Linked DNA regions of Homo sapiens: all the other regions are linked to region 1. A link is a loop called in an ENCODE intact Hi-C map of the cell type or tissue named here. Cell type or tissue: chondrocyte. All regions are shown on one strand. Region 1 holds the start of DNM3OS (DNM3 opposite strand/antisense RNA). Region 2 overlaps DNM3 (dynamin 3). Region 3 overlaps DNM3 (dynamin 3). Region 4 overlaps DNM3 (dynamin 3). Region 5 overlaps DNM3 (dynamin 3). Region 6 overlaps DNM3 (dynamin 3).

What was found. Hi-C counts contacts between places; a loop is a spot of excess contacts. Peaks named below come from ENCODE experiments on the same cell type or tissue, not always from the same donor. Only the 100,000 strongest peaks of a DNase experiment are listed, where the experiment ranks them.
Region 2: a loop joins it to region 1, with 7 times the contacts of the local background. A loop is called at or near these places in 7 of 110 quality-filtered maps.
Region 3: a loop joins it to region 1, with 5 times the contacts of the local background. A loop is called at or near these places in 14 of 110 quality-filtered maps.
Region 4: a loop joins it to region 1, with 2.6 times the contacts of the local background. A loop is called at or near these places in 4 of 110 quality-filtered maps.
Region 5: a loop joins it to region 1, with 4 times the contacts of the local background. A loop is called at or near these places in 9 of 110 quality-filtered maps.
Region 6: it touches region 1 in a loop (5-fold over the local background); 13 of 110 quality-filtered maps call a loop at or near these places.

Annotation. Positions count from the first base shown.
Region 1 is chr1:172,141,362-172,145,361 of GRCh38, forward strand. All of the region lies in intron 14 of DNM3 (dynamin 3), which reads left to right. It overlaps DNM3OS (DNM3 opposite strand/antisense RNA), which reads right to left and starts at 3,474. Exons shown (of 4, transcript NR_103486.1): 1 at 3,293-3,474; 2 at 3,004-3,076; 3 at 775-852. MIR199A2 (microRNA 199a-2) reads right to left here and starts at 3,283; the gene lies at 3,174-3,283. In chondrocyte, a CTCF peak has its summit at 2,350; a DNase peak (open chromatin) is centred at 3,390.
Region 2 is chr1:172,321,035-172,325,034 of GRCh38, forward strand. It overlaps DNM3 (dynamin 3), which reads left to right. Exons shown (of 21, transcript NM_015569.5): 17 at 2,295-2,306. Among named protein-coding and RNA genes, the nearest start is that of C1orf105, 98 kb to the right of the region's middle. In chondrocyte, CTCF peaks have their summits at 1,533 and 1,734; no DNase peak of the experiment used is centred here.
Region 3 is chr1:172,357,477-172,361,476 of GRCh38, forward strand. All of the region lies in intron 17 of DNM3 (dynamin 3), which reads left to right. Among named protein-coding and RNA genes, the nearest start is that of C1orf105, 61 kb to the right of the region's middle. RefSeq lists enhancers at 1,338-1,417, 2,898-3,524. In chondrocyte, no CTCF peak of the experiment used is centred here; no DNase peak of the experiment used is centred here.
Region 4 is chr1:172,275,391-172,279,390 of GRCh38, forward strand. All of the region lies in intron 15 of DNM3 (dynamin 3), which reads left to right. Among named protein-coding and RNA genes, the nearest start is that of DNM3OS, 130 kb to the left of the region's middle. RefSeq lists an enhancer at 2,957-3,611. In chondrocyte, no CTCF peak of the experiment used is centred here; no DNase peak of the experiment used is centred here.
Region 5 is chr1:172,000,953-172,004,952 of GRCh38, forward strand. The region is part of intron 4 of DNM3 (dynamin 3); the gene reads left to right. Among named protein-coding and RNA genes, the nearest start is that of MIR3120, 140 kb to the right of the region's middle. In chondrocyte, CTCF peaks have their summits at 1,993 (motif pointing right) and 2,203; no DNase peak of the experiment used is centred here.
Region 6 is chr1:172,341,587-172,345,586 of GRCh38, forward strand. The region is part of intron 17 of DNM3 (dynamin 3); the gene reads left to right. Among named protein-coding and RNA genes, the nearest start is that of C1orf105, 77 kb to the right of the region's middle. RefSeq lists an enhancer at 1,078-1,187. In chondrocyte, no CTCF peak of the experiment used is centred here; no DNase peak of the experiment used is centred here.

The DNA of each region.
Region 1 (4,000 bases):
TATTTTAAGCCAGGATTTCTGAGTGATGGTCTCTTAGTTATTATTTTGACGTTATTGTGATGGGTGGGCTATTCTCCTTAGAGCAGAGTAAAGTGCATTGTTTATAAAGAGCAGATCCCTTACAGAGTAAGTGAAAGCTTTGGCGTCTCTTTACCGAGCATGGATGCTTGTGGATGAGTGAATTTTTTCACATTACCAAGTTGTACTTTTTATATCTTATAACAGCTTAAGACTTCAACCAAAAAAGTGGGGAGAATTCTTTCGTTAGGATTTTTATGCCTAAACTGTTTCCCACAGAGTGAAATACATGGGTGGTCTGTAGGCGAGAGGTGGGGGTAGATAGTATATTTTGGTCTTTTACAAACATAAACATATTATCTGGGCCGAAAGCCCGAATGCCAAGCAGGAAGGATATTAAGCCTATTGACTAACTACAGGAAAGTGATCAGTGTGAAACTTTGTCCTATAGTAAACAGTCTTTCTTTGATTTTGAGATCTGTGGCCTAAAAGAAAAATGAGTTTGAAAATTTAAGTCCACCGTTTTAGATTGATCCTTTTCCAGTTAAGAAATTGTGGTGTTGAAGCTAAGGCTCTGAACTTCCTTTCTCTTAGATGGTGGAAAAGTCCTTTTAACCCAGTACCTAGTCCAATTTATCAATCATTCACATGCTAAAATGAAAAATAATTATGAAATTTCTATGAAGTGTAGTTTGGACAGACCCTGAAACAATTTTCTCTTCATGACCACATATAATGTTTAATTTTAATACTTACACTTATTACATCCAGGGGTAGTTTTAGTTGAAGATGCTCACTGTTGGTTAGTTTCCTCTGGAATAGATTCCATGATCCCTAAAATATTTGTATATCTCCTTATAAAGTAATATGAAAATAAAATTAAACATTTTTCTAATTTACCTGGATATAGATATGGCTATAATGTATATAAATGTGGGCGTGTGTACCAGCGCATAAACTACAATCCTGCCTTCATTCAGCAGAGCTTTATAAAATGAGCTTTTACCTTTGATCTTTAATTTAGCCCATATAATTGAAAAATAAGTACTATTCGTTTTCATTTGTTAAAACTTTGCCTCGAAAATAAGTCGCTAGAGCCACATCAAGCATGTGCAGGAACTCCTTGGTTATCCTTTTACAAAGTAATTCTTATATTTCTACTCCTGTACTTATGCCAGAGGCACCCTTATGTCCCTTCTATCTCCAGACTAAAAGTCATCCTGAGGGAGAAAATAGGTGAGGGACCCATAGGGATTCATTTCTTTGAAACAAAAAGACCGTTTAACATGAAGAAAGAAATTGAAATTAAATATACATTAAATGAAAGCAAATTTTGAAATGTAATCATTTCTAGAGTAAAAAAAAAAAAAAAACCCAGAAAATTTGAGAAAAACATTACCAAAGTACCTTGTTAGCTATTTTTCCTCTTCAGTAATTGTATCAATTAGAAAAAATATATTTCTTGAAAAAATGAGCTCCTCTAAGTTACTTTTTTTAGTTTTCTTATGTAAAAGAAACTATATAGATTTTTAACATCTCATTTGTTCTACTAAAAATAATTAATATGGAACTCTCCAAGTCACAATAGAAAATGAAAGGATAACTTTACTATATCATCTAAGTGAAAGTAGCTAAATTTCTCCTTGCTGTTTATATTTTAACTAATAATCATGAATATATGAGAATACTTAATGTTTTCTTTATACACATTTTGGGGTGATCAGAAGGGTAATTTTTAAAGTAAGTTGTTTTGACAAAAGAAAACTTAGGGAATCTTTTATAATAAAATATTTTGCTAAAGAGAACTTGAGTCAATTTTTGAATTGTTGCAAAATGTATAACTTAGAAAAGAATTTGTTCAGGAACCACTGTAACTTTAAAGGAGGACAAAAGAGATTATGTTTATTTTTCACAAACCCTGTAGAAGAGATGTTTTCATTATATAGAATTGTTTCGGAATAGAAATTAATGGGGGTTAAGAAAATTAGGGATGAGGCAATAACATTTTTCCAGAACTTTCTTTAAGGGGCCGACCTCTAAAGTTCAGCACAGATCACATTGCAATCCAGACTTGCTCTATTATTTTCTCTATTAGGATTTCATTCAGCTTGAGGGTTTTCTTCCCTCCCACCTTCCTCCCCCTCTCCCACCCTCTTTCACCTCCAGGACAGCTGGAAACTGACCAAAGAAAACTTCTGCCTTCGTTTACAAATTCCTTTTTTATCAGTGGGTTTCTAGACAAAGTGCCTTATTTTAAATGCTCAGAGAAGTGGAAGCATTGTAAGCTATAGGCAAGAGGGCTCAGCTGAGCAGCAATTATTAACCACTCTTTGATTTAAAAAAAATGTAAAACAGATATTTACAGGGGTATCTAAAGATAGAGGTTTTTATTCCCTGATTTACTCAGTTGCTGACTCAATAAGTTGTGGGTCGGTGCTCTTCTCTGGGCAAATCCCATCTGCATTGTCTGGTAGGCAAGACTTGGCAGGTTCTTCTTTTATTGTTAGGTACTATTATTCCTGTTGTTTATATTACAGAAGGAAATCTTCAGAAAAGCACTATCCATATAGCATTTAAAAACCAGCAAGTATTCTTTACTTTGGGGAAAAATGACTTCAGTCCTGGGATGTTAAAAGTTATACATACAGCCTTCATCCATATAAGTTTTTAAATCTTTGAATTATTATTAAACAATTCAAAAGTAGCCTCATTAAACTATTCTTAAGTGTCTGGAATGAGTTTTTTCATATTTCATTTTGAAGTGGGAAAACCTTTAAGAAAACACTTGAATTATCAATCTTCAGAAATAAAAAAAAAAAAAACAGTAAATCGCTATATACCACACACTTTTGCTCTTTTAAAATTAAATACATCTCTACCCATCACACATGTACCTCTGTTTCCCTTGCATGTTAACACAAATCATGGGCTCCCCACCTAGGTTCCCTTGGTCACAGACCAGGTGAGCAGTCAAGAAGGCCTTACCCGCTGGTCTTCCCTTCGGCAGTCTTTTCTCAGCAGTGTCCCCGAGGGCTTCTTGGTCCCTAGTGTGCAAAACCTGTGAAGAAAAACACTGGATATGAGATTCAAAAAAGGAGCAAACAAATGTCTTCTCCTTGGAAACAGCCCATTTTGTCCCCAGCGGTCCATGGCGTTGCTCTCCCTTGCCCAGTCTAACCAATGTGCAGACTACTGTACAACGGCATTGTCCTGAACAGGTAGTCTGAACACTGGGGCGACGGAGCAGGATCTCCAGAAGCTTCCTTCTATGTACTTAAAATCCTCTCCCGGTCCTCAGGAAAAGCCTCCCTTCCTGCACCAGGGGTTGCATTCAGCTTTCCCCCCTGAATTCTGCTGCGCTGACTGAGACACACTCAAGGGCTGTGATTTCCAGTCTTGACGTGGCACATTTGCTGCAGACTGGGGAACTGGCAATGAATTTAGGACCAGGAAAAGGGGGAGGGCTGGGCTGGAGAGTCCATATATGGGATGATGTCACCCTGGGGAGGTTTGGGTATGCGCTGTGCCGCTGGAGAGACCGCTAGAATCGCCTGCTCTCAGACATGGGTCTGTGCATAAAATGGTACCAGATGTTTTAGTGTAACGTTAAGCAGTCATTTCATCTTCAGGCCAGATTTTTTTCCTCAACTGGGCAGGAAGTGGGCCCCAGTATGGAAAAGCTGTAAAAAAAAAAGAGTCAAGATGTACAGTTCGGCTGTGGCCAACTGAAAGTGAGTTAGTGTAGAAGTACAAATTTACTGTCTGACCCAGGCTAGAGAAGTAATTTGAAGATAGAGGGTAGATGAAATAGTAAACAGAAAGTTGAACACTGGAAGGCAGAGCTCATTTGGAAACCTTTTTGAGCTTTCCTGTGGCACTTTATTTTCTGGTATTTCACTCGTCAAAAAGGGCAGATAAGTTTCTGTCTGTCTGTCTGTCTGTCTGTCTCTCTCTCTCTCTCTCTCTCCCCCTCTTCCCCTCT
Region 2 (4,000 bases), 180 kb after region 1:
CACTATTCCTTCTGAATTCAGGACTGTCCCAGTCATAACTGATGTTTTTAGGTCGGCTTTGCAGATTGAAACCACTTTACAATGAAGTCCTTTTGAAACTTCAGAAATTCCTCTTGGACAAACTCTGAAAGTGAATTTTTCTCTGTGTCAAATAACAGGAGAAAAAGTCTCTGCGTTATTGTAGGAGAAGAAGAGGAATAGCCACAGACCTGCATACATATTTATTAAAGTGCTGATGACCCCTCATATGCATTTTTTCAGCAGTCTAATAATACAAGACTTAAAATGCTTGGTACTTAGCCCCCAACACATAACTTTGTTCTTAGCATTTTCAGCAAAACTTAGAAGAGCTACATGGCCAATTCTGAAGAGTCTTAGTTTTTCTTCAATGAAGTGCTTTCAGGGATCTAAACATAAATTGCTGCCACACAGAGTAGTGAAGGGAATTATAAAGCATTTACATTTCACCATTCATGACTGTTACGCCTCTCTCAGAATAGACAGTTGGGAAATGATTGAATGAAACAAGAAATGGCCAAGCCACACCACGTCCTCCGCTTGTGTGTTTCTTGTATTTAAGGATTAAGGCCTCCTACCCTGTGACATCATTGTTGCCACTACAAACAGAACCATCTGCCATCGAGTGGGGAAGCCAGTCATTCCCTAATGTGCAAAAATACTTGGTTGAACTCCTGAAACTTATTTGGTAGATCAAAAGCTGCACTGCTGTGGAATGCAATAAACTCCATCTGTTTGAAGTATTTTCAGCAATATTGCACTACTTGGGAGAACCAGGGTCCCATTATTCTCTAAAATAAGACTTTTATTCCCGGTAAAATTCCCAGTGGGGATCTTTATTGCCTTATTGAACAGTTGGCATCATTTTTAAAAAGGACTCTTTTTTTCCCTTCATTCGTTCTTATGCCATTATTTATGTCTCAGATAAGCCAGGGTGTTAACGGTTATATCACGGCAACTCACAATGCCAAGAAACTTCTCTTCACTATTTTATCAGTGTCTTTAAATTTATGTTTTCTTTATTAAATATGATGGTCCCTGGATTAGGCATTTCCCTAGAGTCACGAATTGGCATTGTTTTCCAGAAAACACACTCTCCTGGGATCATTACCTTTCCGCTCTCCAGAAAATATCTGTATATATTATTTCCCCCTTCACATCCTCAACTTAAAACTAAATGCCAAATCTACAGCCAGACCTGTGACTCCGCCCTGTTCTAGGTCTCCACAGATGCACACACTTTACTCACAGCTCTCTTCCACCCTGTGTCTCAGCGAGAAATTCCTTCTGGGCCCCTTGTGAGAAGAGTTCAGATCTGTTCCCGGCCCATATCCCATCACGTCTCCCCCACAGGATCTGACCTTGTGAGGACTTGGGCTGCCCCGGGAGTAATGAATCACCGTCTTATTTTTTTAGGCCATATGTGAGTTAAATTGTTTGATATAAATCATACTCTTGCAGCTCAGGGTTGAAACAGGAGAGCCATTTGCCCTGCCGCCTGCTGCTGGCGGTTCTGTGTCTTTACCCAGAGTGTCGCTTTTAGAAATGACTACATTTTTGTGACTAACCTTTCCAGACCCATTTCTTGAGTGTGGACTCATGTTTGTTTTGGCAGCATCCCCACTATACAGTCCTTGCTTCCCATGCCAACCTAAGGCAAAACTCATAATTTACAAAATAAAGGAATGGTCCAGATGGAGGTCGTAACTTGGTCTGCTTACCCTGTCTCCCTAGAACCACCCACTCCTTTCCTCTGCTCTCTTTTCCTTCTTTTTTTTTTTTTCCACCTTCTTTGAAACCAAGGATGCAGTGTTTGTTTAAAAATGCACTGGCTGATGAAATTTTCCACTGCTTGGCATGTTGGAGGAGGAGCTGTCAGGAAAGGGCAAGCCGGCACACAAAATGCTCTGCCTTTCACGCTAACAGTTCACTTATTACTGATTCAAACCAATTCTTTCTGGCCACGTTCCCATACCCCAGGTATTCCAAATAGAAAGAAAGGGGGCAACTGTTCTAAGTTTCTGCTGTTATAAATGTATGATTTCATGTAACCTATGTGGATTCTTTGACTTGTCCATGAGCTCTGGATGCTGTATGTGTATGTATGAGATGTCAGTGAATAGTTAAATCATTTGTTTTGATTTCACTCTAGCAAGAAAAACCTCATTTTATTTTTTTTAATATCCAGAGAAAGTAGAAGAAAAAACCCTCATAATTTTAAAATAAATTTCTGTTTAACATATTTCTCTTTCTTTTCCTTGCGGCTACATGCATAGGGGAACAACAAAGTAAGTTATTTGTCCTCTTGCAGCTCTTCTGTCCCCCCAGCCCCTGCTCCGCTCCTGCATGTCTTGACAAGAGTGTTCCTGTGCATGCTGGAATGACTGTCATCTGTTACAGTGCACGAATTATATGGGGTGTGCAAATTTGGGGGAAAATGTGCATTTGCACTACCATAATGGCTGTTCCGTTTTGACTTTTGGGAAGGGAAACATTCTATCCTTCAGGGTCTAATGGCTAGTTCAGAGAGGTTGACATTATAAGGAAAGAGCTCCCACACTAAAAGAAAAGATTTTGAAGATTTAATAATGAGGACCCTTCTGCAGAAGGGGTACAGCAATAGGATGGAATTCAGTGCAGCTGAAGTTTTTGACTAAAAATCAAACCTCTTATGTTAATGTGCAGTTACAAAAACCCCAAACTGGAGTCTTAAATAGCAGTATGGCTGGCTTTGTTGACGAAACTGAACTAGATCAGTGTTCTGGCTTTGAAGGTGCCTTAAAATGGATGGAGGAGGGTGGGGTCAACATTTCACTTGGCTTCTGTGCCCTTGATGTCTTCCAGCTGGATGGAAGCAGAAGGGTGTGGGGAATGCAGGGGGTGGCCAAAATGTGTATGATAGCTTTGTGAAACCAGGCAACACACAGGAATGGTGGAAATTATTTTAATGTTGTTGTTATAATAGATCAATGAGCAATTTAATAGTTCATGGGGTTGCTAGTTTGTTTAAATTTTAATTCAACTTTTCCAAAAGATTAGAACTATTTCTCACTTATATTAGAAATGTAATAGTAATGTAGTTTGAGAAGATGGTCTTACGTTTAGTTGGGCGATTTGTTTTCTTATTTTTTCTATGGAGATACATTAGTGCTTCACCCTACCAGGTGGCCCACTTAAAACGGGCCTCATTGAATACAATAAGAATTGAAAAGAATCTGTTATATAAGAGTTGGCCGGCATATTCAAACCAGCTGGAATTCGTCAAAATTTCTGTTCATAAGCCATACATATAGAATGTAAAACAAATGTGGGAAATCTTTTGCAGTTTAATCTGATGGAATGTGCTATTATGGAATAAGTTGACATACATGGTTGGTATTGAAAATGTGTCACTTTATAAATTTATATCTTGATATAACTGCTTATAACCCAAGTAATAATATATAATAAAGTATTACCAGAAAAGCACAAGACAGGCATTTGTGAAGGAGTAAAGAGGTGAACTCAGTCGACTTATAGTATGATTTTTAAAAACAGCAGGTAACTTTTGAAATTGATTAAAGATTTCTTCCACAAAGTAATGGCTAATATTTATAACTAATTCCACCACTCTTTGAAAAGACATTTGGAAAAAATATAAAAACCAATATTTTTAGTTCTTATACCATAAAATATACTTCAATTATTGAATAGTACGTATGTCGAATCCTGGTCACTTGCATTGCACTGAGTCTCTGTATGAAATTTCTTGTACTGCATTTCTTATTTGCAAGCAAAACAAAACAAAACAAAACTTTAAAAAGTACCCTGGACTAATTGTGAGTGTGCTAACAGGGAGCCTGTGCATGCTGAAGACCAGGGAGCCAGCTGCTGACATTTTGGGGGAGGTGCTAACTCTCAGACCACTCAAGAAGCATTTAGGATTTGTCTCTTTCACTAGTGGATTCACCGATGAGTTAAGAACATTTGTAAAATTCACTCC
Region 3 (4,000 bases), 220 kb after region 1:
ATAACGAGGAAACATCAAATTGAAGGACACTGTACAAAATAACTGGTCAATACTGTACAAAATTATTAGGGTCATAAAAGATGAAAAAAGACTGAGGTATTGCTCCAAATTAAAGGAGACTAAAGAGGCATAACTAAATGTAATACATGATTGAGGATTAGATCCTGGGTCATAGTATTACAATGTCAATTTCCTTATCTTGATCATTGTTGTGTAGTTTTGTAAGATACTAACATTCGAAGAATCTGGGTGAAGGATGTACAGGAATTCTTTGTATTAATTTTCAACCTTTTAATAAGACAAATTATTTCAAGATGAAAATTATTTTACAAATCAAAGATAGTGTTAATGATAGCTTCCTTAGACCTCTCCATCCTCCCATATTCTAAGAAAGGCCATTTATATGTTACCTCCAGTTCTGTCCACAGACATCAATGCATGGCTTCAGGAAAAGTGGGCCAAGTGCAATGCTGAACAGGAAGGAAACAGTTTGAGTCTGAAGCACAAGGTTCCTACTGTGCTGAATCAGTGTGGTAGAGGCTATTAAAATGCCATCTTTTCCTACCTCCCACTCCTCTCCTTCTTCTGCCTTCATACCCTACATCCCAGACCGCTTTTAATCCTATTGGGAGGGTATACAGAGAGAAATAAAGAAAAAATAATAATGAATGGCTGTGTTCTTTGGCACATGAATAGCAGTTTCCCTTTCGGGACTTCAAGAATAAAAAATGAGAGGCTTTAAATCTTGCTAACTTGTGCAAGAATGTGCGCGTGTGTATATGTGTGTGTGCGTAGGTAAAAATGTAAATGACCACTATGGAAAGAACAATGCTAGCTTTTAAAATCTACTAAAGTAAAAGAAATAATTATTCCTGAATAAGGTATGTCAAACACCAGTGGGAAGAAAGAAGAGCGGGTTATTTTGTTTAGAGCTGGATGAATTAGGAAAATCCCTTTTTACAGCTAACTCAGAGATGAGCTGTTGTTGCCAAGATGTGGTTTATCAAACATCTAGGCTATCTCACAGGATGTGAGTTGGTTTAGCTTTGTAAAATAGCTCTATTTTTATTTTAGCCAAATCTCTACAAGACTCTCAGTCAGCTCCCTCCCCCACCAGAATGAAACAGCAACAACAGCAGTGAAACCTGACTGAAACAGCAGAGTAAATGTTGGCCAGAAGCCTGCTGTGATCCAGCCTGGCTTTTAGAAGGAGTCTCTCTCAGTTTGATTCATTGCTTCTCACAAGCCAGCTCCAGACTGCTTTTCTTGAGATAAAATAAGTTGTAGAAGTATAAAGGGAATGTTGCCACTGGTAATTCTTTTTACTTAAGATAATAAAAAGCACATAAAATTTCCATGCTCATATTTGACTCCTTTCCGGGTCTCCCTTCCTGATTCTAACACACTGTGGAAATGGTGCAAGGAAAAAAAAGCCACAGACAGAGTAGTCGGTATGATTTCAGACCACATGACTCATTACTTGTGCTTCTTTCTGGAGCAGTCTGTTTTCTGTGAGCTGGCTTCACTCTGGTTAATCACTTAGCATGGTGAGATTTCACCTGGTTGCCCCTCTGGTGGCTCAGACGGGGCCTGGGGCATCACTGAATTTATACTGAAAATCAGATGGGCATCTGAACAACTCCCACAAAACACACACACACACACACACACACACACACACACACATTTAATCAGCATCAAGTAGTGCAGTTTCCTTTCTAAGTGATGGGAGCTGCTGGCTGTTGTTTTTGGCTTGAGGCCGCATAGACCAGCCAGCCGTTGTGTAAGCATGGTCTGTCTGAATTGCTTTGGGGCTGTCTTCTTAGAAATCTTCTTGCTGTTCATTATTTTGCCAGCAAGCCATAACTATTACTTTTTTTTTAGATTCCTCAATCTATGTTTTCTCTACTGTAAGATAGTAAAATGTAGAGAATCAGGGAGCCCTATAAATCTTGAAGATTTTTTTTGTCTTAATTTCTTTAATTTGAGATTGGCATTTAAAACCATTGTAGAACTTGTGAACTTGCTAAGTTTAAACTACAATTTGGAGTAGGGAGTAATAACCAAACTGTTCTTCTCATGTTGTTTTAAAAGCTTCTGGTGTATATGCCTTTTTATTTTTTACTCATCATACAGTCTATTCAGAAAAATAAAAAAAAAAAAACCTTAAGTAGCTCTTGGCAGAAGGTCAAAACCAGCATTTCAGGGAAGGTATTTAAAAGTCTTTTAAGTGTGGGCTATTTGTATAAGCAATATCTGCACGTTTCTTATGACTGGGAAGGACTATTTTCACAGTCTTTCATGGAAATATTTCTAGACAATTTTCTGCGGCTCTTTTCCCTGAGCTCATTTATTTGCTTTTGCTTCAGAACACAGCATTTTAATGAGCAGTTTTATGAGCCTAACCTGCGTTCTGCAAGCTCCACATGACTGGATTCCTGTTGCACATAACCTTTGCCCTATTTTCCATTAAAACACAAGACTTTCCTATAATCAACTGTATACTATGACCTTGGAGGAAAAAAATGCAACAGATAGTTTAGTCTACTATTTAGTCTACTTTAGCACACTAAAATTGATTTTTTTAAAAAAATTAGTTGTTTCCTTATAATTTTTAAAAGTGTACATATTAGTATTTTCATCACAAATTTATTTTGTAAGATGCCTAATTCAATATTACCATATCCCTCTGGGTAAATAACTCATTTAGCTATCTTTATAATCCACTGAGGGATGTACAAAGGTAAGATGAACCCCAAATCAATTTGGAATTATGAACATTCAAAACAAAATAAAATGCAAAGTTTTCTATCTCCACTTGGTCTTACATATAATAATAGGTGTCAGGAAGTTCCTTCTTATAGCAAAGCTAAATCATCATCTGATGCATTTTGACTCCTCTTTGTGCTTTAATTCAAATGTAAAACAACTATTTTTCACTTTATAGATAGTATCCTACTATTTTTATATAGAATAACTTTCTCTTGTATACCCTGAGACATCCAAATTTGTTTACTTTTACTTCCAGTATTTTAATCCGTTTTCTTAATATCTGCTAAATATTCAAGCTCTCCCTTTCATTTGAGCAGTAGAGCCTCAGGCAAAATGCAGAGCCCCTGCAAGGGTCTAACAAGTGCTAAGAACAATGGAGCTATTGTTGTGTAACACACCCAGCTCCCCTCTGGATCATGCATTCCAGCCATGTTTGCCTTTTAAAACTACACTATGGATTTAAGGTAGTCTGCGGTTGCTTGTAACACCTTTGCTCTTTTTCTGCCCTGCTTACTTTAGCCAATCTGTCCTCATCTTATAATTCTGTTTACATTTTCTTCTTAGGACAAGGAAGGCACTCTTTAAAACAGAGTGCAGTAAGTTTAGGGCAAATGAAAGGAAATCTACTTCACATAGCAGGTTATAAACTTGTGGAACTCATTAGTCCCAAAAGGTGGGACTGGCAGGAAATGTAAATGAATTCAGAAATCTTTTAGCCAGATTTATGAATGAGAGCCACAAATGGCTACTAAGAAAACTGGGGCTATACCTGACTTTTACAACAGAAGTCAGAGAACAGCTTTGAGCTCCCGCACAGGATGACTCTTGAGACTTATTGGGGTGGCTGACCTTGGGTCTGGCCCACTATGGGATTTCCTGAGCATCCTGTGTCCCTTCTGCACTTGTTCTCGTTTCACTGGGTCTCAGAAAGAACCAGTAAGGCTTATGTGGGAGGGGCAACTTTCTTTTTAAAGTAGAGACTAGAAGAAAGCTTCGTAACTTCTCCTTTCCCGTTCAACCATTTGCCTACCTTAGTGCCAATTATGACGGTCAGGGAATGGTGATGTCTGTCTAGTAGAAACTAGCTGAGATCACATTTGAATGTTAAAACATAGATACTTTCTTTTACGCTAAGTCAGACACTTCTTTTTCCTGGGAATTTTCAGGCCTGAGACCATAAATAGCATTTTTATTTCATCCTGTACTCTATCCTCAGTAGAACCTTCAA
Region 4 (4,000 bases), 130 kb after region 1:
CTACAATCTGGAAAATATTTGGATTTTTTGGCATGCTGCATGTCTGCTTCTTTATAGTGCCTTCTTTCAAATACCTGAATCATAAATGAAGAAAAAAAAACTTGAGAAAGATACAGTTGTTGACATTTCAACCTTCTTGCTCTTTTCAAAACCACCTTACCTGCTAACTTCTGTTGCCTCTCCCCACCAGAGATGATTATTAATTTTTTCTTTCACATGGCTCAACTGGTCTGACACTCTTGGAAAACAAATATTTGTTTCCAGCCCATGGAAACACACATAGTGTACTCAAGCCAGAAGTTCTGAGAAAGCACACTGTCAGGTGCTGCTACTCCTTTGGAGAACCTGGCTCCCATGAAAACATCTGAAATATAGTTCCGTAACATCATCTATTATTAAAAGATAATTTTTATTGCCTTGAAATTTCTCCTTGAAGAGTATTTCCTTACTGAAGTGTTTTATGTTTAACTTGTCAAAAATTAAGGAAGGCATGAAAGTTGCCTTATGGAACTGAAGGACTCGCATTCTGCGTTGTCTTTCCAGAGGACTGAATTAGTAATGTGTAAAAGTGGCTCAGAAAAAGATATCAGCATATCATCAGGAAGAGGTTTTTAATACTCTTAAGATTTTATGTATTACATATATAGTATATATTTTTAGTATAGCTTTTTAAAAATAGAATGGGCAACTTGTGAGTTAGCAAGCCTCCCCCCATTTCCAGAGCACTTTAGCAGAAGCTAGATAACAACTTATTGGTAGGGTGTCCTAATTTATCATCACTCTTGAGAGTAAAAGGGGACAGTATTAATAATTAGTGTGGGACAGCACTTGGCAATAAACTGGGACTGTCTGGGCAAAAAGAAACAAATGGTAAATCCTACCTGTGAATGATGTCATAGAAGAGAGTCCTGCCTGATGGGGGAATTTGGCTTAGGTGACCCCTATAGTATATACTCACTTGACTATTTTCTGCACTACCATTTCCTCATAACTTTTTCCGATAACTTATTTTGCTAATATTCTCTAAACAGGAAGAAGTTTGAAATGCATTATTAAGGATTAGATTTTAAATTATGTTTAGGAAGATTTATGTGTAAATTGTGTTATAATTCTTTTAAATCCTGTAACACAAATTAGCTTGTAATAATCACAGAAAAAAAATCTTAATGTGTGTGTGTGTGTGTGTGTGTGTGTGTATAGGACTATGTTCCAGCTGGCCTTATTGAGTGAGTGTTCTTGTTAATTATAAACCAGTCTTGAGTGTGATACCACTGTTTATTATTGATACCTTCAACCTGCTTCTGAGATTCTTCTTATGAGTTAGAGTATCCCCAGAATCCTAAATGGGGAACCTCACTTCCATATTCGATAAGCTGATGTCAATTACAATAAAGAGTATGAGAATTATAAGTTAGACAAAAGGCAAGATAGTTCCTTTGAGAGGAAAGCATGCCTTACAACTCTATGAGTTGTTTGGAAAGTTAAGTATTTGTGACAATAATGAATGAATAAGTACATATTTAAGCTTTCAAATAGCCATTGACAAAAATCTGAATCATGGTGGAATTCAAAAAAAGTTCATTATGTTTTCTTTAAAAAAATATGTGGCTAGAAAACTGTCTCTGAGAAAGATTAAGGGTAGAAATTATTCAACCTATAAGTGCTTTATTGAGCATCTGTTATGTATTAGGCTCTGAGGTAGGAGCTAATGGGTACAAAAATGGTCCTTGTCCTCTGCATTCATGACTCTAGTAGTGTATTGGAAAGAGATGGATATTTCTGTTAATGATATAGTATAACAAATGAGATTTCTCATGATCCTAATTTTCTAGATTTCTAGGACTCTAACCAGCCTTAACGTTTGTATAAGTAATCAGAAATACTTTGCAAAAACTCATATTTTGCAGATCAGGCTCACTTGGGTAGTGAAAAGACAATCTTTAGAGGATTTCACAGCGTTTTAGTAGTGAGCAGGAAAATGGCAGACTAATTGAAATGTGGAAAAACCTGAGGTGTCATGTAAATTTAGAGGAAAATGGTCCAAACTGTAGTCATAGATTCTTGGAGTCTGATCAAAGGCAGTGAGTGTAGGAGTCTCTGTAGACTAGTTCTGAAAGTATCTATGCAATGTGTTGATGTGGTCAAGTAGACATCATCAAGAATAGAAAACACACTACTGATGTACAAAATTATGGTGTTTTATAACCTAACACATTATATATTAAAAAGTTGCCAGTCAATTGCAAAAAAAGGTGTAATATAACCAGAAAAGATTCTGTAAATAATAATTAAAATAATTGATGAGGTAAGAGAATTATCTTTTATGAAAATAGCGAAAGCATTAGGATTCTTCATTATGAAAAGATGAGATGTGTTTTCAAGTGTTAATGTCATTGAATTATGTGACTGTGATTTTCCCCCAAATTGAAAACTACTAGAATAAGAAGCCTTGAATAAAAAAATATAGGCTGCACTGAAGTTCTGTCAATTATATTCCTAATAGATTACATTAGCCCTGAGAGGTGGTACAGATACTTCCCAAACAATTTATATAAAATTATGACTGCATAAAAAATTAGTCTGTTCCTAAAGGAAAGCATCTCTGAAAGCATCTCTCAGCTCAGAGATTCATTGCAAGGAAAACCTCTCTGCCTTTCCTGATGTTTTCTGTTATATAAATACAGTTGAAGTGAACACTTGGTTTGACCCATAATTCTACTTTTTTTGTATTCTGTTCAAGGTACAAGAGAATCAAAATGACAAAGCACTTATGAAGAATGCGCCAGTCTATTTTCCTTAGGTGTATAAATAGCTATGGTTTTTTTTCTGCCCAAAGTCAATATTTCAAGTATTTTCTTACTTTACTAATGCTGTCACAACTCATCATTTATAGCCCCTTCAAAGGGCCATTAGTGTTTCACAATATGTAATGCAGGGGTGCCCAATCTTTTGGTTTCCCTGGCCACATTGGAAGAAGAATTGTCTTGGGCCACACATAAAATACACTAAAACTAACAATAGCTGATGAGCTAAAAAAAATTGCAAGAAAACCTCACAATGTTTTAAGAAAGTTTACGAATTCATGTTGGACCACATCCAAAGCCATCCTGGGCCTCATGCAGCCGTGGGCCACAGGTTGGACAAGTTTGAATTGTAACAAATGTAGTCACCTTCAGGGAAGCACTCACTATACATTTTTTGCCATGCCACTGGGGAGAAGGCAAGTGTGTGATTCACTAGCCCTTTAGCTCATAAACATCCCTGCTGTGTCCTGCCTTCAGTTAAAAATCAGGAATATCAGCATGTGACTTGTTGCATAAGTATACAAACTCAGCCAGTGTCTCATTGTACCATTTACTTCACTGCCTCTAAAGTTCTGTGGCATTTCCATAACAAACCCCAGCACATGCTGACTAGAGAAGAACCCCAGCAGACCACAGTGATTGACTTAATTTGGAGGTTAAAATGTTCTTTCTCTGGTAGTTTCTATTATCACTGCGACTTTTCCCGGGACACAAGATCAGTCTCCCCATGCTTAACCCAGAGGAGTTAGGCCAGTTTTCTGTTGCTGAAATTCACTTTGCTTATTTTCACTAGCAAACTGGTTTCATAAGCATAATCTTGCCAGACTGTATGTCATTTTTCTCCCTTTATTGTAGGAAATGATTGAGTGTGTGTGTTGAGGAAACGATTGATGCTTTGCCACCTTTGGAGGGAGCAATTATTTTGTGAGAAAGCTTGAGAATAATTAATTTATGTTGGATTGAAAAATAATTGGAAGCATTTTTCAGTTCCTTTTAATACACAGATTCTTATAGTAAAAGCATATTCATTTGAAATACACAAACTTTAGAAAACTATTTAATTGAGTAGATTTGGATAGTGGACTATTGTACCCCAAAAAGGGTCTCTTATGTCTATACATTTGCACAGAATACTAGTGTATGGGTGTTTGCACTTGAATAATTCCCAAATTGGCACAAATTAATTAGCAAATGCA
Region 5 (4,000 bases), 140 kb before region 1:
AGAAGAGAAATTAAATTGGTGATGGAGGATAGAGATGAGATAAATGCAGGAGAATGGGATAAAGGCAGGAAAAATGAGTGAGAAATGTCCTTGATTTAGGAGAATGAGGATGGGATACAGGGCACCTGTGAGAGTCCTGGCCATAGATTGAAGAGAATTGGATTATTTTTCCATTTTAATCATAGGAAAGGAAGAGGACATGGAGACAGATGAAGTTAGTTGATAAATTGATTAGTGGGGAGATAGCTTTTGATCGTATTGAGTTTATTTATGATGGCTGAATATCTGCCTATCCTGGTAAGTTCTAATGATTGTATAATAAAGACATTATGTTTACACTGCTGCTCAAGGTGCCTAGCAGTGTCACTGACATCTGCTTGTTTTATAGATATTGCTATACCCTGGCTGAACCGTTCACCCTTGAGAGACATTCACATTTCCTGTATGGAAAGCAGAGGAGTTAGTGGTGGTGTTGATTGATTACTTGATCATGAGTTCATTACCCATGAAGACTATAACTGTGCCTTTTATCTTCTGAGCACAGCAGTATTTTAGCATTACCCATCCAGTTTGTCATCTACAATAGAGGGCTGTTCAAAGGCCTCGCTAGGGAGGCAAATGTGTCTGGAAATCCCTTTCACGGTGATTTATTTCACAGCAAATGAATTTCATTTCTAAATCTAGCATGACCAGAGGTCTTCCTAGAGTATAAAACCATCCCAAGAGGAATGTGAGACCTCTGGCTGGGAAAGAGGGCACCATCTTCTCTTGAGATGAAATTCGTGAATTGGGCCAGAATTAACTACTCAGCTGGTGGCAGACTTTTAAATTCATCTTATGGGGGTGTGTCCCTACATACCTCCTTCAGCGTTTGCTTTTTGATATCTCCCTCTTAAATCTGGAAAATGTTAAAAATCCATGGGTGATGTAAACTGATATTCATTGACCTTTGGCAACATTTAGCAGATATCCAATCTGCTGTCTGGTCATAGAGATGGTGGAGGTGCTGCTTAGTTGAGCAGAAGCTTCAAACATCCAGGCATTGTCAACACTCAGAATATAAAGAATATGTTTATAAACTGCAAAAATAAAAACAATTCATGGAGGAAACCTATTTTCCAGGTACTATATCTGTCTCTGCACCTGTTCTTCACCCCAATTAGATTTCCATTTTACCTTAAAATTCTTTGCTTATTTGACCAATTTAACAAATGTAATAGATGCTAATTAATTGCATTGAGCGCCCAAATGCTACTTGATATTTATTGAATCAGTTAATATGTATGAAAAAATCAGATTAAAAAATGACTTCATATGTAGCTTATAGAAGCCATGTTTTGACTTCTTCAGGAATATGTTTTTGAGCTTTTTATAATATGGTTGAGACCCATAAACTCAATTATAAAATAGAAACAAAGACTAAACCTGAAGGGTTTGGAGTCTTTGAAAAATTTGTTTTACAAGTTCTATCCAATTCATTGTTCTTTTAAATTGAGAATTTACTATGCATTGGGCTTGAACAAGACAAACGCTAAGTCATGTTATAATTCAGCTTGTTTGCAAAGAGTAGATCATTTATCTGCATGTTGAGAAATGGGCTTGCCCAAGTATAGAGGAACACTTTCATTTTAAGCTTTAAAAAAGTAAATTGAGTCTTATTTAGATTTGAAAATATGACAACAAACACATTAGCTTTATAGGCTTAAAAAAGCTTTTTATGAAAGTATATATTCTTTGATATGCTGATTTAATTGGGAAAATGATATGATTATAAAATTTACTGTGAAAAAAAGGAAGAATATTTTTAGGACTTGAATGTGAATGTGTGAGTGTAAAATTTGGATTTTTAAAAAGTAAGAACAAAAGAAAAATGTGAAGGCACAATGATAAAGTGAATGTGCTGTTAAAATAGAGCTTGTTATTATCATCAATGTAAAAGGCCTCAACGTGGATTTCTAATGCGTTCATTCCTTTTTTGCCACTGGGGGTCACTGTAAAGACGCTGCTTGAAGAAGTTAAAAATTTCCCTGATGCTCTTTGTGGAGTTTGAATGTAGAAATTTAATGTAGAAAAGAAACACTGTTCATGAAAAAGACTTAAAAAAGTAAGAAGATAATAAATATATTCTCTCTTTTTCTGAATTTAATTGCCAATTAGTAACATGAATCTTCATTTTTTTCAGAAATTCTCTTTATATTAATATATGGATGTTGCATTGCTATTCAAGGTAAAAGTGTTTAATAATGATGACTTTAGTGTTACAGAATAATTGTGCTCTTATGTCTTTCTTATTTCAAAGACATTAAAACACAATTAATAGTTTCCTATGCAATTACATCTTACTCCTGGATTCTGATGTGACCATGAGTTTCTAACATTTCCATTAATGTAATAGCTCTTTTAAAAGTTGTTATAAAAACATATTCTACAAGCCATCCCCAGAATATATAATTAAACTAGATTCATACAGTTATTTTGTTGGCAGTGTAAATAAAATATGACAATGAAAAAAAGCGAAATTCTTCTAAAGTTCTGTAAGAACTCCATTTTTCATTGCTGAGTTTTAGGATCTTCCCCTCCCTCCTCTCCTGCCCCCTCCCCTTCCTCTTTTTCCTCTATTTCTTCCCCCTCCCCTTCTTGCTCTCCAACATTTCTTGAGTGGCTGCCAGGTACCTTGAATACAAGAAAAACTATTTTTTTCCATTGAGATAAGAGTGAAGTAAGGAAGTGTACATGAGGCCTATATGTAGATATCTGGAGAGGTATTTGAATAATTTATTGCCTATTGACATAGATTTTTTCACTGTAAGTGGGGAGCAAGGCTATCAGCTGAGGAAGAACTGGGGTGGGGGTGAGGTAAGGATGATAAGAGAGAAGGGGGTTGTGTAAGACATTTGGGGAGAAATGTATTTTGACCAGCTGCTGTGGAGAAATATGGAAGGAGAAAGTGGGCAGCACTGGGGGACTCTATTGAGGCCATAGTGCATCTGCACCAAGCTTAGTGGTTGTGTAATTCCCAAAACCACTCAGCAGCTGGGAGGTTGAAGAGGCAAATACTTGGGTTGCTTTTAGATCAGGATTTTGCAGGGAGGGTTGAATGGAAGATAAAAGTGGGCAAAAGAGTTGAGGATATTGGCAAAATAATAATTGGAAAGACAGACTGTGAAATACTTGGAAGAAAGTGAAATAAAAAAGAATCTGTATGTTTTGAGGAAGATGAAATGGTTTCAGGGATGGGCTTCTGGACAAGATTGAAGAATAGCAATGTGTTCCTATAAAGAGAAGAAAGAAAAATGGGAGAATAGGAGTTTGTGGTTAAAGAGATGTATATTAGAGTTTATGATTTACAGCTGGAACAAGTCCAGGTTATAAATGTCCAGGATGTGGTCATGGGAGGAAATTGCTAAAATGGCCTGCAGTTGAAAAATTATTGAATAGAAGCAGGCAAGGAACTCAATAGCCAGCGGACTGGATACATCGTCCTCATGCACATTGCTGCTGCTTGGATAATGGCGGAACTAAGGGGAGTGAGGACTAACATGATGATGCTAAAACCTTCAAAAAATGTGTGTGTGTGTTTGTGTTGAAAATGGGTGTTGTAGACATTTGGTAGAAGACAGCAACAAGGGGGAATAGAAGCTGCTTTACCCAGACGATGTCAGGTTCCAAAGCAATGTTTTAATGTGAAGGTGGAAGATTTGGGTTTGGAGAAGCACCAAGGAGTAAGAAAAATTCTTTAATCTCTACTCTTTTCCTCTAACCCTGGGCTCTGTGGAGCATGGGAGAATATACAGTCTCTACCTGAAAGGCATAAAAAAGAGAACTCAGTTTAAATAAAGGCAAGGAAGTGAGAGCTATTGTTTAGACAAGAGTGTGAGTGTGTTGGAGTAATTTGGTGACAATAAAGATGGTTCCAGATGGCACAGTGAAAAGGATTGGCAAATAGGCAGCAAGAGGAGGAAGCAGGCAGCATGTTGGAATGAAAGTACAAGCTGTTCTG
Region 6 (4,000 bases), 200 kb after region 1:
CTTCAGCCATCTAATTTTCAACAAAGCTGATAAAAGCATTGGGGAAAGGACTCCCTATTCCCTAACTGGACCTAGGATAACTGGCTAGCTATATGCAGAAGATTGAAATTGGGCCCCTTCTTTCACCATAAACGAAAATTAACTCAAGATGGATTAAAGACCTAAATGTAAAATCTATAAGTATAAAAACCCTGGAAGATAACTTAGGCGATACCATTCTGGACATAGGAATTTGCAAATATTTCCTGACGAAGACGCCAAAAGCAATTGCAATAAAACCAAACCAGTGTCTATAAGGAACTTCTTAAACAAATTTACAAGCAAAAACCAAACAATCCCATTAAAAAGTACACAAAGGACACACACAGACACTTCTCAAAAGAAGATACATCCAGCCAATAAGCATATGAAAAAATGTTCAACATCACTAATCATTAGAGAAGAGAAATTCAAATCAAAACCAAAATGAGATAGCATCTCATACCAGTCAGTATGGCTACTATTAAAAAAATAAAAAAATAGCAGATGGTGGCGAGGTTGCAGAGAAAAGGGAATGTTCATACACTGATGGTGGGAATGTAAATTAGTTCAACCATTGTGGAAAGCAGTGTGGCGTTTCCTCAAAGAATAAAAACAGAATTACAATTTGACCCAGCAATTCCATTATTGGTTACAGGCCCAAAGGAATATAAATTGTTCTACCATAAGGACACATGCATGCATATGTTCCTTGCAGCACTATTCATGATAGCAAAGATATGGAATTAACCTAAATGCTCATCAGTGGTAGACTAGATAAAGAAAATGTAGTATATATACACCATAAAATACTCTGCGGCCATTAAAAAGAACAAGATTATGTCCTTTGCAGCAACATGGATGAAGCTAGAGACCATTATCGTTAGCAAATGAACACAGGAACAGAAAACCAAATATTACATGTTTTCATTTATAAGTGAGAGTCAAATAATGAGAACAAGTGACCCAAGGAGAGAAACAACAGACACTGGGGCCTATTTGAGGGTGGAGAGTGGGAGGAGAGAAAGGATCAGAAAAATACCTATTGTTGGTACACCAAACCCCCATGACATGAGCTTACCTATGTAACAAACTTGCATGTGTACCCCTGAACCTAAAATAAAAGTTAAAGGGAAAAAAAAGTAAACATGTTGTAGAAGTCACAATCTATGACAGTCTTGTTCTTTGCCTTCTCCATTGCTTCTTAGTAATCTGTAAAGCTATTGTTTCTGATATGAGTCAGTTTCTTTGTCCTTCCCTTTTACATTTCCTCTTTTTTTCTTACCTTTTTTGAGGGATCCTAAGAGAGCGTTTTAGAATGGGGAATTCTTAAAGAAACCTGCAAAATATATTTTCTCCATTATGTTAAACTCCATAGCAATAAACTTGGTTTAATGCGGTCAGTTTTATCACAGATCAGGCCTCCCTAAGGCGAAGGAGCTAAGCCAGTAATTTGGGAAGGCTTTGAAGCCACATGTGCATGTATACATTAACCTCTAAGACTAACCATAATTTCAATTAACATAAAATAATCTAAAGACATGCTGATTAGACACCGTGTGGCTTTAACAAAGCATTCTGGGCAGGGGGTTGGGGAATAGAGAAGCTTTAACTATTCCTAGCACCAGCAAGCAGGGCTTTCTTTAATCATTTATAACATATTTTCTCAACCTTTTTTTCTTGCGATGTTCTTAGAGACTAAAAACAACAAAATTCCAAAAGCTTTTACTAATTAAAAAGAGAGGAACTGAAACTGTTATAGATTATGTCAGTGAAATCCACTTTAAAAAAAAAAAGTAAAATTCCAGCTGTCCTTTAAAGTATATGATTTACACCATATTCCAGTAAATTGATGCAGGCCGATAACTTTTCATTCATTTCTCTTGTGTGTCTTGTGGGGCATACTTAGAGCAGTCAGTTCTCCTAGGGACAAAGCAGGAAGACTAACTCGAGCCCATGTTGCTTTTTATGATATGTGGTTTTGAGTTTCAGAGGAGTCGAGTGCAGTGTGAATCATAGAAGCAGCCAGCTGAAAAATCCTCAACCCTATAACAAAAAGCAGATTTTTTCCCATATTTCTTCCAAGTTTTTATTTCACATGCAAGTCTGAGATACAAAATATTCTGTAAAATTTTAAGGAAGCCACAGTAGTTCTTACTGTTTGGGGATTTCCCGGAGAGAATAATCGTGTTCAGAATGGTCCTTTTTTTTGCCAAAAGGTTTATTATGTGAACTGAACGGCTCAACCAAACAGATAACACCATCTCCATTTTATTTTTACATGTTATTTACTGGGGTTTCCCTGAAGAAAGCTTAAGAATTCTTTCCCCATGAGTCACTGACCAAGTAATTGTTTTTTTAAAATATAAACTTTCCTTCAGCTGGTCAATTTGGAACGCAGTCTTCTCATCTTCTGTTCACTTCAGGGCTGCTTTGCCTTCATCTGTAAATGATCACGTCTACAGCCAAATTGAGCAGCTCGAATGTAGCCAATTTCTTTCCATTGAGCACTCAAGTTTGAAAAATCAACAGCCCGGCCAGGCAAGATTCAGAGGACTTCATCCTCTGAAAGTGACTTACATAATTATATTTTCATTGCGTTGGCAAAAAATGCCTCTCATTGGTTTAATTTCTGCTGGAATTAATGGGATGAGGAATTGCAACCATATTTTGCCAAGAATTGTGAGTGGTTGCTCTGCCCAGGTTATGTTACCCTTTTACTGTTGTGAGTGGGTTAGAAGGTATTGTCTTCTATTCTCGTCTTCTTATTGAACTAGAGGCTGTAATTATTTCCCTTGGTAGTGGCTGAACTTTCTCTTTAAATATTGACACCTTCACAAATGTGTTAAAACAAGCGTTAAAGTTGGCTTTTTCCCCACGAAAATGGCCCTATAATTGCAATCTTCTATTCTGAAGGAGAAATGTTGTTTTACAGAATATTTCTGAACCCCTTCCCACCCACTTTCCCAGTGGCTATAAGAAGCCTGCTGTTGCCAACTGAGTGGTCTAGAGTCCCTGCTAATTACCTCCTTCCACAGCTTTTGATTTGGAGCCGAACTGATGGCGCCAGCGGCTGAACCACAGTCAGATCTACAGGCCTCTGATTTGCCAAATGGAATCTATGCAGTTTGTTTCCTTTCTCACAGTGTTTTATGATGAGACTCAGCTCAAACTCGAAATAGACGAGGAATCACTTCAAAATATTAATGGTTGATTTGAATTTTGAAGAAAAATAGCCATCAGAATTCTATATTCCATTACCAACATACATGTATATGTGTACATGTGCTCACAAAAAAAATCACAAAATGTGTTTTTCTAAAGAAGCATTCTATTAATTGTATTCCATTAAGCATACTAGTACCAAAAGCTTTCAGAATACTTCATATTTTATAGCCTTATAAAAGTTTTATTCTATCTGTTGATCATTAATATGTAGGGTCTCATGTCCACATCAGATGTGCCTAGAGTTTTTCTCTAAACTGGCATTCTTTTAAAATATAGCTTGGAAAAGAAAACATAATTATAATCATAGAGGGAATAAGAATTGTCTTTCTCGAAAGTTCAGAGGCATTAGCCTGAAACCCTAACAGTTAGTTGAGAGTTTCTGTTTCTCATTTCATAGAAAGGAATTAAACAAAAAGCTTTAGTTTCATCACAGTTAAAAATATTTAGTTCTCAAAACATATTTTCTCAGCTGTGTCTTGCTTTCTTATTTGAGGTTTCTTCAGAAAGGGAAACTGATTATATTAGAGACAATAATGTTGGAAGACAAAACAGTTCTCAGCCAAGTGAGAATGAAGGGCTTCCTAAGTGAACTACTCCCTTCTCTCCTTATTAATTTGGCTCCAAAGTCAAGCACATCAAAATGGAAAGTAGTTCTCATTCTTTTTATTGATGTGAAGTCAAAAATTCTGCATAATTTTAAAGAGCAGATAATCTAAATCACACATACATATACATACATACACATATGCACACA